Linked DNA regions of Homo sapiens: region 1 is linked to region 2. Evidence: read pairs that join two places in POLR2A ChIA-PET (ENCODE). Cell type or tissue: MCF 10A. All regions are shown on one strand. Each heading gives the region's core, and the rest is flanking DNA. Links, peaks and the distances in the headings are about the cores only. Region 1 overlaps MYO1B (myosin IB). Region 2 overlaps MYO1B (myosin IB).

Evidence for each region. ChIA-PET counts read pairs that join two places held together with the same protein. Peaks named below come from ENCODE experiments on the same cell type or tissue, not always from the same donor. Only the 100,000 strongest peaks of a DNase experiment are listed, where the experiment ranks them.
Region 1: POLR2A ChIA-PET joins it to region 2 with 5 read pairs; 3 of 35 experiments call an interaction of 5 or more read pairs at or near these places.

The regions. Positions count from the first base shown.
Region 1 is chr2:191,258,275-191,263,659 of GRCh38, reverse strand. The region is part of intron 1 of MYO1B (myosin IB); the gene reads right to left. Among named protein-coding and RNA genes, the nearest start is that of MYO1B-AS1, 15 kb to the right of the region's middle. In MCF 10A, for the core only: no CTCF peak of the experiment used is centred there; no DNase peak of the experiment used is centred there.
Region 2 is chr2:191,315,717-191,321,101 of GRCh38, reverse strand. The region is part of intron 3 of MYO1B (myosin IB); the gene reads right to left. Among named protein-coding and RNA genes, the nearest start is that of MYO1B-AS1, 72 kb to the right of the region's middle. In MCF 10A, for the core only: no CTCF peak of the experiment used is centred there; DNase peaks (open chromatin) are centred at 1,701, 2,151 and 2,871.

The DNA of each region.
Region 1 (5,385 bases), core at 198-5,197, 57 kb after region 2:
AATTTTCCCAAGAAAAGTTTTGGTAAGAAATAAAACATACAATAGTGAACTACCTTGTAGAAACCCGATTAAGAAAAGTTAACTTCCTTCTACAAGTAGTTTATCAAAAAAGGGGCTTTCAAAATACATTATTATATTATAAATCATCAAAACTTAAAATTTACATTTCTACCCTTACGTCTGTCTCTCAATAGGTGGGTAGAAAAACTAGAGTTCTTTTTAAATGACAAAATTATAAGGCCCCTCTGGTTTAGAAATTAAAACTGCTTACCAACTTTTCTTCTCCATTGCTTTTTCCACTGATTTAACTAGCACTTTAGCCTTCAGTTCATATGAAAGAGAGAGACAAACATTCGTTGTGACAGGGAGAACACACTAAGTACAACAAATATTTTGCAAGCAGATAAGAAGGGGAAAGTAGGTCAATATCCTGTGGCTAGGAAGAGGCAGCCTCAGCTTCCATACAGGGCTGTTTTATATGAGTTAATCATATAAAGTTGATCGAGAGTCCATCATGGATACATGCTGGACTCTTCTGTTGACAACCTCCCACTCTGACCCATGCTACTGGTATACAAACAGTACTTAGCAGGCAATGAAAGAAGAAAGAATGAGAGACACATCTACTGCTTCTCATGCATGTGCAATCTAACTGAGGAAAGAATACTTAAGAGTAAGATAACCAGTATAATATGTTCATATAGGGCAGGCGATTCACCTCAAAAGGAGGAATATAGAGATGAACATTTCTGTTTAGAGGTACAGCTACTATCATACAGCAGGAGAATCACAGAAGGATAGCTGAAGAGGTGAAACTCGACCATGAAAGGTGAGTTGGATGTGATTAAGCAGAAAAGAAGTTTAAAGCAAGAATAAAAAACATATTCAGAAGACGGTGACCTGGCAGAATGGTAGCAGAGGACGGCCGGTATAGGAGCCTGATGAACAATGAAGCTGGGATGAAAGGTAAGCCAAGGCTAGACTAGGAGTCAGACCTAAGGAGCTCACAGGTGTTAGAGTGGTGGGAATGGGTGGGCGGGGAGAGAGAAGCATTACATAGCCTAACCAGCGCATCTGTGCTACAGTCATTACTTATGTCACACATCAAGATGGCAACAACTAAGGCTCAGAGTCACTGGTGATGGTCCCATGGAAGATAAAACTGAGGTCAGCCACTACATACAGATGACAGGGAGCCACCAAAATGATTTTGAGCACAATAGAGACAACAAATTTAAAGGAGGCTTAAGCAGAGGATGGGCAGTCTGAATTTGTTGGCAAAGCGACTAAATGCAGGGAGGAGGACTGCTCTGTGCAGTTGTTCAGTTTGTGTACTGCATAAAAGTGGGCCAGCTGGGGAGGAGGGGGGGCGGCAGAATAAGGTGACTAAAATAAAGTTGAGCTCCTGTGGGATTGTGTCTGCCCCAAAGAGTGCCTTTTTCTCACTGCATACAGGCCCTATACAAGACAGTATATCAAGGAATTCATCTGGGGCCCCAATCTAGTAGTTGAGGAACAAGAATTAGGATAATGCTAATGGAAATGAAAAGGAGATGTGCCAAGGGAAATCACAGATGAGTCTATCATAAAAGGTGGGAAACTAATTTGACAGAGGTGGAAGAGAGACAGGAGCGTTTAAGACTAAAGTAGAGGTTCTCTTATCCAAATGCATAAGGATTGACAATTTGGCTTATTTTTTTTTAAGTCAGTTAAATTTGGAAGTCATAAAAAATGATACATACCTAAACAAGTCATTTTAAATGAAGCTCTACAAATATACATTTATTGTCAATCTTTTGTTATAGTGCTGGAGCCTTTTCTTTGAGTATATGTCCACTGTTGTACTCAATGGTCTTTCTTCTATAAACCATCCCAAGGCATCATCCTCCAAGTCCAATTTATTTAAAGAACAGTGAGGTTCTAAAGAGCCCTGGAAAGTGAAGTGCGGTAGACCTCATTACCCTTTACAAATGCCCCATACCCCTCTCTACGTCCCGCCTTGCTGAATTCAGGCATATAGCCAATAAGACCTTTGCAGCAGGCGTCCCCTCTGCCACAGGGACCAGCAACGTTCCAGAAGGTACTGCCCCATCAGACTGTGTTCTGGAGTAAGGTTAAGGACAAATGGAGCAGAGTCCCCATCTGATCCACAACGGACACACAGTGTGAACATGGGTTACTGCTTTGAGCCAGTACGATTATCGAGTTTTACATAATCACAACTTAACCCACCAATCATGAATGACTGATAATATCAGTGAGGATACTTTTATTTTATGATCCCCCAAATTTTTTACTTATCTCAGCCACTCCTAAATTAGCTGCAGTCATTTATGGAAATTCATTCTTATCAGGTGATTTCCAAAGAATTCAAATGAATTTTCATAGAAACAACAATTCTTTTGGCACACATGTTTAAAATCATTGTATTAAACTATAATAAGTACACCGGGCACACGCAGGTCTGGGAATTAACACAGTCAGGTCTGGAGAAGCATTCTTCTCAACTGGTGGGAAAAGAAACTCAAGAGCACACTACAGGGTAGCCCTCTAGCTTGGAGCATTAGTGTATCTATGGCATCGGCTGATCCACTTTACAGAGAAAAAGAGAACACCAACAAATCCAGCAAGTCTGGAAGTCAATAAAAGCTTAGACTGTTTTCTAAAGCTGTGAGTCTGGACAATCATAAGAATGAATAGTACTATGGTATTACCAGGTTAAAAATCTGGTTGGCTTTTCAAAAGTATATCCAACTACCATATTTATTCTGATCCAAATATATAGTCATAAGTGCTTAAGTCATTTAGGAAAGCACAAAAATAACACTTCAAATCCACAACCAGACATAGAGTCAAGAGTACAAGGTCACATGTCATTCTATAACTTGGCTCTTAAAGATAGAAAGAATAAACACAGAAATTACTATTAAAAACTAAATTTGAGTTTCATAATTTAAAATTACATACTTCTTTAAAATTGTCAACACAGACAAATGTTTCTCTGAAAAGGAATATCACTCTCTTGAAAAAAGCAAAGGCTCCCAGAAAAATCTGGGTGCTTCTATTGTAAGTAGCTAAATGGTAAATCCATTCATGATTGACATACTTTTAGAAATCTGACATTCACTCTCTTCAAAAAAAATATGTTCTTTTGTGTAAAAATGATATTGATATATTTCAATAGACTACTAAAACACTGTGTAAAGACATATACACCAGAAACCCCAAAACAACCAATGTTATGTAAACATATACACACCAGAAGCCCAAAACAACCAAAACAGTTTAAATAACACATACATACAAGTCAATCCTGACCCCAGTACCATGCATATAAGGCTCCCCACTCAGCACCAAATAGAATAACCTTAACTTCTATATAGCTTTAATTCAAAAAAAAAAAAAGCCTATCTGGGAAAAAAGTAATATTATACCCTCCAAAATAAATCTGCCCCCAGGCTCTACAGGGATAGCTACCCACTCAATCTTATTTTAACCAAAGTAAGCTCTTGAAAAGAAAGGAAACCCTGGCTGTCCACATCCCACCTCCGGACACTCCTTATTTTCCTTAGTGCTTCTCCATTCTCTACTTGTCACAGAATGATGTTCCCAGAGTTCTATCCTCCGCCTTCCTCTTCTCACTCTACCCTCTAAGCAATCCTAACATTATCCACAGCTTCCACCACACGTAGCTGCCCATGATCCCCTCATCTGAACCCCAGGCCCTGGCTTTTCCCTAAGCTCCGGACCTTGCATTTCAACAGTCCCTGAAGCTCCCTCACTGCCTGAATGCCCCACATCCCAAAATGAACCCCTCACTTGTGGCCCTGTCTATGCAAACCATTCCCAACATCACACAAGCCAGAAACTAGGGAGTTATCCCAGACTCCAACTCTTTCTGCCCCACCAACCAAGTCACTCCATCCATTACCTGATTACATCAAAGAGTTCACAGCAATCTTTGACCCAATCACCTCGTTCTCAATATCTACTGTCAGAAAATCATTCAAAATATAGAAAAGGTTATAGGTACAAAAAGGCTCATCACAGTATTATTCACAACAGCAAAGTGGCAGAAGGAATACAAATGCCCAAAAATAAAGGGATGCTGCAGAAAATGATGGTACTCAATGGAATAATACACAACTATAAAATTTATTTCAAATACTATGTAGCAATATAGAAAATGTATGTACTCTATGATTATGATCACATTTTAAAACATTCACATAAAAAGCCTGGAAAAGAATATTCAGAAATGACCACAGTTGACACTTTTAGAGTGGTAGGCCCACAAACATCTTTTTAAACTCCATTTTCCTGCATCCCTTCAGCTGCTGTTCAACCTCCTGCTACATCTGTTGCAATACCAACTCAAACTCCCATAAAATAAAGTTTCCCCCTAAATCCTATTATGCTTGCAGCCCACGGCATGAGATCTTCAAAATTGATTAATTCTTTCAAGAAATCCAACTGGACATATCAACAGCTGCAAAACTGGGCTCCCAACATCTGTGGGGGTTATTAACTGTTCTAGTCAGAAAAGTTCACCATGCACAAGCTGCTGCCAAGACAGCAAACGGTAAAGCTGGAAGCTAAATCACAGAGTAGGTGAAGTCGACTATGTATCTAATGTCCAGCCTGGCTCACTGCCTGCCAGGTAAGGAAGGGGCATTTTCTCCATCCGAGTTGCAGAAGATAGTCAGGTACTACAGCCCAGGGTCCATGAGACACAAAAAGGTCACTTCAAAGGACATAAATTAGTACAAGTTTCCTTTAACATTTTACCTATACCTTTGTATTGTTTTTTAAACTGGCAACCAGTGCTAAGTATTAAGACTGGGCTGGCAGTTCTAGCATTATGTGTTCCATGCTCATGCCATACCCTTGGCATGCCTAGGCTAAACCCAACGACTTGATCCTCCTCCACAGTATTAGTGTGTATGAAGTGGAGATACAAGGTCATGCCAACATCATGTAGCTCTGTGACAAAAGCAAATAAGCAGCTATAACCGCTGCCCTACTCAAAAAGGGGATATAGTCACACACCACATCTGTTTCTGTCAACAACAGACCACACATATAATGGAGGTCCCATAAGTTTAAAATGCAGTTGAAAAATTCCTATCGACTAGTGACGTCATGATGCAATTACTTTGTGTTTTTATAAATTTAGGGTAGCCTAAGTGTACAGTGTTTATAAAGTCTACAGCAGTGTACAGTAACGTCCTAGGCCCTCACATTCACCCATCACTCACTGACTCCCCCAGAGCAACTTCTGGTCTTGCAAGCTCTATTCATAAGTGCCCTAGAGAGGTGTAACATTTTTTATCTTTTATACCATATCTTTACTATTCCTTCTCTTTGTTTAGATACACAAATACT
Region 2 (5,385 bases), core at 271-5,270:
TATCCACATCCCAAACAGTTAGACTGCTTGGTTAAGTGAAGCTTTCATGTTTACAAGAGTCAAATGTAAAACACTCTCCTCTAACTCTGACAGCCCCCAGTGCCCCATCTGCCCTAGAAAGCACTGTGCTGGGGACCTGAATAGCACCATATACTGTGGAAGTGCAGAGATCTGGCTCAGGTTATCACAGAAGGCAATAGGCAGAGATGCCATTTGAACTGGAACCCCAAGTACATACTGTCTGATTTTTTTTTTTAATGCATAAAGGAGAGAAAATGGGCAGCGGTAAAAGGCTATCAACTTCTTCAAGCTTTGGTTTGTGCTTGAAGCCTCACAGGGCTGTGCAGAGGATGTCTATAAAGTACCCTTGGTCTGAAATGCAGCAGGTGCTCAATACAAGACTAAAAGGTATGTGGGGGCCGAATCTGTGGGTGTGCCTTACAGAATCAAGGTCATCAATCTATTCATGTTTAGGAAAACCAAATCTGTAGCCATTTCATGGAGTGGCTGCAAAATTCAATTAAATCTACCAATATTAATGAGATGCCTGAATATAGACAGATACTTGCACATACATACACACAGACCACTGTGTATATACCATGAAATGTCTGAGCTTGCATATATTATTGTGCAGAAAGAAAAGTGAATTGGCAAAATAATAAAAATAAGAATAATAAGAGTCTTCCTTGTTAATAGCTAAATTCATATCATGATACTGTAAAGAAGGAAGCATTCTGGGAATAATTTTAAGATAATTCAGTACTCCTTAATTCAATAAACATTTTATGTGTCAGGAGAGTGTCAGGCAGAGGCATACAAAGGATACTGTCCCTACCCTCAGGAGCTCAGTTTACAGAAATCATGTACTATCTAACTAGAAAATAATTTAGTGATGTGAGGACAAGTCATCTGGTCCGTGTTGCCTGTTGAAAACAACAACAAAACCTTTCCCCAAAGCATGAGAGGAATACTAAGACCAGAAAAAAGTTTTTGTGATTAAAATTTTGCTTTTCTTCTTTCATCCAGCCACCCAATACCTTCCAAAGTCACCCTTTCCTTACCATCACCAGCTTGCCATTGTCTTAGAGGAGTCTCTCATTTTTGGCTTTCAGGAACCTCTTAATGGGGATTTCTATATCTAAGCAAGACATTTTCACAAGCCATCTTGATACAATGCTGTCAAAAAATGTAGTTTTTTTCATTACCATGACTCCTTCTCCATTCCTAATCTTGTCCCCCTTGTAGCCAGATTTAACTTCATACATTTAAACATTTCTGTAAGAAATTTGTTAGAACTCAAAGCAAAATTGTATCAGTTCTGTCCCCCAAAACTATGGTTCAAAGGAGTACTCTGATTATAAGTATAATGCATTTATTTTGCTTAGGCACCAGAGAGATAGATGTCTTAGCAGCAGTTCCAAGGATTTTGGGGGCAGTCTTGACTGACATGATCCTAATGTGGTCCGGAGGCTCAACATCCTGCCATACCCAGGGTTTATGATGTACCTATTCAAACAAGGTTTGCAAATTTGTAACAGAGATAAAATGTGGAAACCCTTCCTCTAGACTTTCAAATAGAAAACAAGTAAGTTCCATCATGACTTAGCCAAATCCATGTCTTAATTTTAAAAAGAAAATCAGTGACTCAAAAGGACATCAGAGGACGATGATTCAGACCATGGAGAGAGAAGCCCCGTCAGAGACTGAGCAGGCTCCAGGCCTAGAGTGACTGACAGCTTTCTCTGAGAGGACTGTGTATGGTCAACATAGTAGGGCTTATGTGAGTGTGTCTTCCAGATGGTTTCCACTCCCATTCCCTCCCTTACCCCTGTCCTGGTTGCCACTCTAAGTAAAGGGTTTCAACAATAAGGAAGCTCAAGATGCCAAGTCTGTTCTGCACATTATTTGAGATTGCTTATGTTTATGGTGTTTTCAGTGCTAAAGTGTCTGCATAACAAAATGACTTCAAAGTAGTCACACAAGAATGGGTAAAGCAAAAATATCATATACCACTCGGCCTGCAGGCTCTCTTCCCTGCAGCCCTCCTCTTCCTTACTGGAGTTAGCCTAAAATGCAAAGAGGCCACTCCCTCCCTCATCAGTTTACAAGCTTGCTATGCTCTCCACCAATCCAGTCAGAGCCTGGCCCTGGACTTTAGGCAGGGAGTGACTAAACAGCCATGCTTTAAGCTATGTGACTGCTAGAGGAAGATTTAACATTGGTACACAGAAAGTGCCCTGACACAAAGGGTTTCAAACAACTCTTGCATGCTTCCATCACACAGACAGTGCTGCTTCAGAACACATCCAAATGCACAGCACTCAAATACTGCTTCAAGTGTTTTAAGTCATGTCAATACATCTCAGAAGTGGCTACAAGAAAATGACTATGTTGAAATATCACACACAGATTACATATATATTTTTTGAGAGAAGCAAACACTTGGATCTGCAAGCAGGAAGTTGGTATTTATTACTACGTATCTGCAGGGGCTTAAAGTTATCTGATAAAAGACTAGAGACAATCCTCCCAGAACAGCTGGGTAGAAGCGAGAGACCTTGGATCGGAACAGAGACTGCTTCAGGGTAATCTGGAGACAGGCATCAGGTCCTTGGGAGCTCTACATAGTACACATATTTTTATTACAAAATATAAGCTTGATACAAGCTTGTACCTTCAATATGAAAGCTCCATTTCTATATACTCAGACTGATTTCTGGTTACCCAGAGAGGTCAAAACCAAGCAAGATACACTCATACAGAATCAAATCCTAAAAGCTTGATTTCTCACTGATGTGCTACAGATTACAAAGCAAGCAAGGCCCTCCTCTAGAGCTGGCCCTGCTGTTTTTCCTGGCTCATTTCCCTGGAACTCCCTGCCTCTCAGCTCGCTCTAGGAGTCCCTTGCCTGTACACCTATAAAATCCTATTTCTACATCTATTACAGCCTTGTAATATGGTGTGTAATATGTTGTGTTTTAAGTTTGGGAGACTTTTTTTGTTTACAGTTTCTTTTGAGAGTGGGAATTAAGACTCACCATCTAGTGCCTAGCACAGTGCAACACATGGTATATGCTCAGAAAAAAACTGGTGTAATTAATCCTAACATCACCTTTTCTCATATTCATGCAAAAAAAGAAATAAAATTAATGTATGGCATTTTCAAAGTCTATGTTTGCTTGCCAACTATTTACAAATAACAAAGAGGAAATGAAATAAAATGTTATTTCAGTAGACATATATAAGTGCACATTCATATGCTTACAAAGAGCTCTGTGGGTTTAAAATACTCGAAGAATTAAGTTAAAGAGGAGTGAGGCTCTATTTTATACTCTAGTTAAAATTTTTCATTTGGGTTATTTGGATTCAGCAATTCTCTCTAATGCTGGTCTGTATAAATTCAATGTGAAGACACAGGCAAACAGTCACCTAAAATCTCCTTTTAAAAGTCAAAATGTGGGGTGGAGGGAAGGGGGAGGGACAGCATTAGGAGATATACCTAACGCTAAATGACAAGTTAATGGGTGGAGCACATCAACATAGTGCATGTATACATATGTAACAAACCTGCACGTTGTGCACATGTACCCTACAACTTAAGGTATAATAATAATAAAATTTAAAAAAGTGTGATTACATTTGCACTAGTAACATTGCAGGCCCTTGCTAGTTCTTGAACTAAGGAGCAAAGGCAATTACAGCCTTCTTCAGAGCTGGCTAATGAGAATATGCTGCTCCTATCCCTCCTACCTTGCTTACAGTCTCCAGCTGATATGCCCTTTCGTCTCCAAAAACTGTTGGTCAGTTCTCTAGGTCCCCTTTGAACAAGTATCACTTTTATCCTCATTTCCTTCTTGAGTTCTATAGCGGATGTATCCAGTGCCTACAATCTGCCAACAACTGTGCCCAGCATTGGACAGGATGCAAAAATAAAAACGACGCTGCACCTGCTCTCCAGATACTCAAGTCCAAGGCTCTCCCTCCATCATGGCTTGCTAAAGCTACCAAGAGCTACCTATCACAGTCCCCTTCGGCCTCCGCAAATCAAATACGTCCTCCTCCAAAGAAGGATTACTTTCAGTGTTCCGAATTTATGTTGAGAACAAGTTTTCTGCACCAACAAAATCACCGAAACCTGCAGAGGTGCGGCACTCAAAATTTTCCTGGATCAATGAATACATCTTCAAAGACTCCACACGTTAAATCTTCCTAAATTAAATTGCTAGAAGACTGCCTAGAAAAGCTACAGTGACAACCCTCTGCTCACCTCCATGCCATTCTTGCCACTGAAATCTGACATGCTGTCACATCCAATCAACTCAGTGACAAGTCCTAGGATGATGCCAGAGGACCCTCACTGGAGCTTTCTATATGCCAATGGTAGGCTTGCTGACAGAGAAGAAAATCTACAGAGATTTGGAATGAAGGCACATGTCTCCAAAGATTTTAGTGCTAAACACCTGCTAAAGGAAGACATCCCTAAAATTTTTATAAATTGTCAAATAGGAAATGCCAATTTCTAAAACTATTCTAGACTAGTAGTTCTAGCTTTATTGCTTAAAGGTTAAAACACACACATACACACACACACACTCACTCACATATGACTGTTCTCTTCAAATATGTGTACTTCAAATACCTACTGATTGAGAAAACAGCAATCCCTACAATAACTCCCGAGGCCCAAAGACTGGGAATCATTATCATAAATCAGTTCCAGTCTGGAGAACTTTCTATTTATCATATGACTTATGGCCCCTAATCTCTGTAGAAATCTCTGTAGAGATGAGGGGCCATCTATTCAAACAAGTCTAGGTTTGCTTCCTAAATTTTCATAAAATGAAGGCAGACCAATCTATTAATGAATTTTAAAATTAAGGATCTTTTATTGGCAGTGGAAATTGTGTACTCTAAGCCCTTACCAGAGAATAAAACCTCCAATTATCTGAAGACCACCTTTAATTCAAAGCCCATTTATGAGAAAACAGAAAACAAATAAATGAACACAAAAAACTTTCACAGAACTACAAGGCACCTGAAGGAAATATGCAATCTATCTGTTCCTTGTACTCTTTAATTGAGTCAAACCATCAATAAGCTCAGCACTTGTACCTATGGTTCTCATCCCTAGATGTATACTAGGCACCTACGGAGCCGAAACCTTGTTCCCCTTCCCCAACCCTATAGATTCTAAGGGAATTCTGCACTGGTTCTAACAGACAGCCAAGGGTGACAGCCACTTACTTATACCTCTTATAGATTTGCTTTTCCTAAATCTAAATCCTTATAGATTCGCTTTTCCTAAACTGTGCTTTGGTGTTATGTCCGCTGCTTCCACTTAGTAACATGAGAATTAGCTATCTAAAATGCATTACTAAGTTT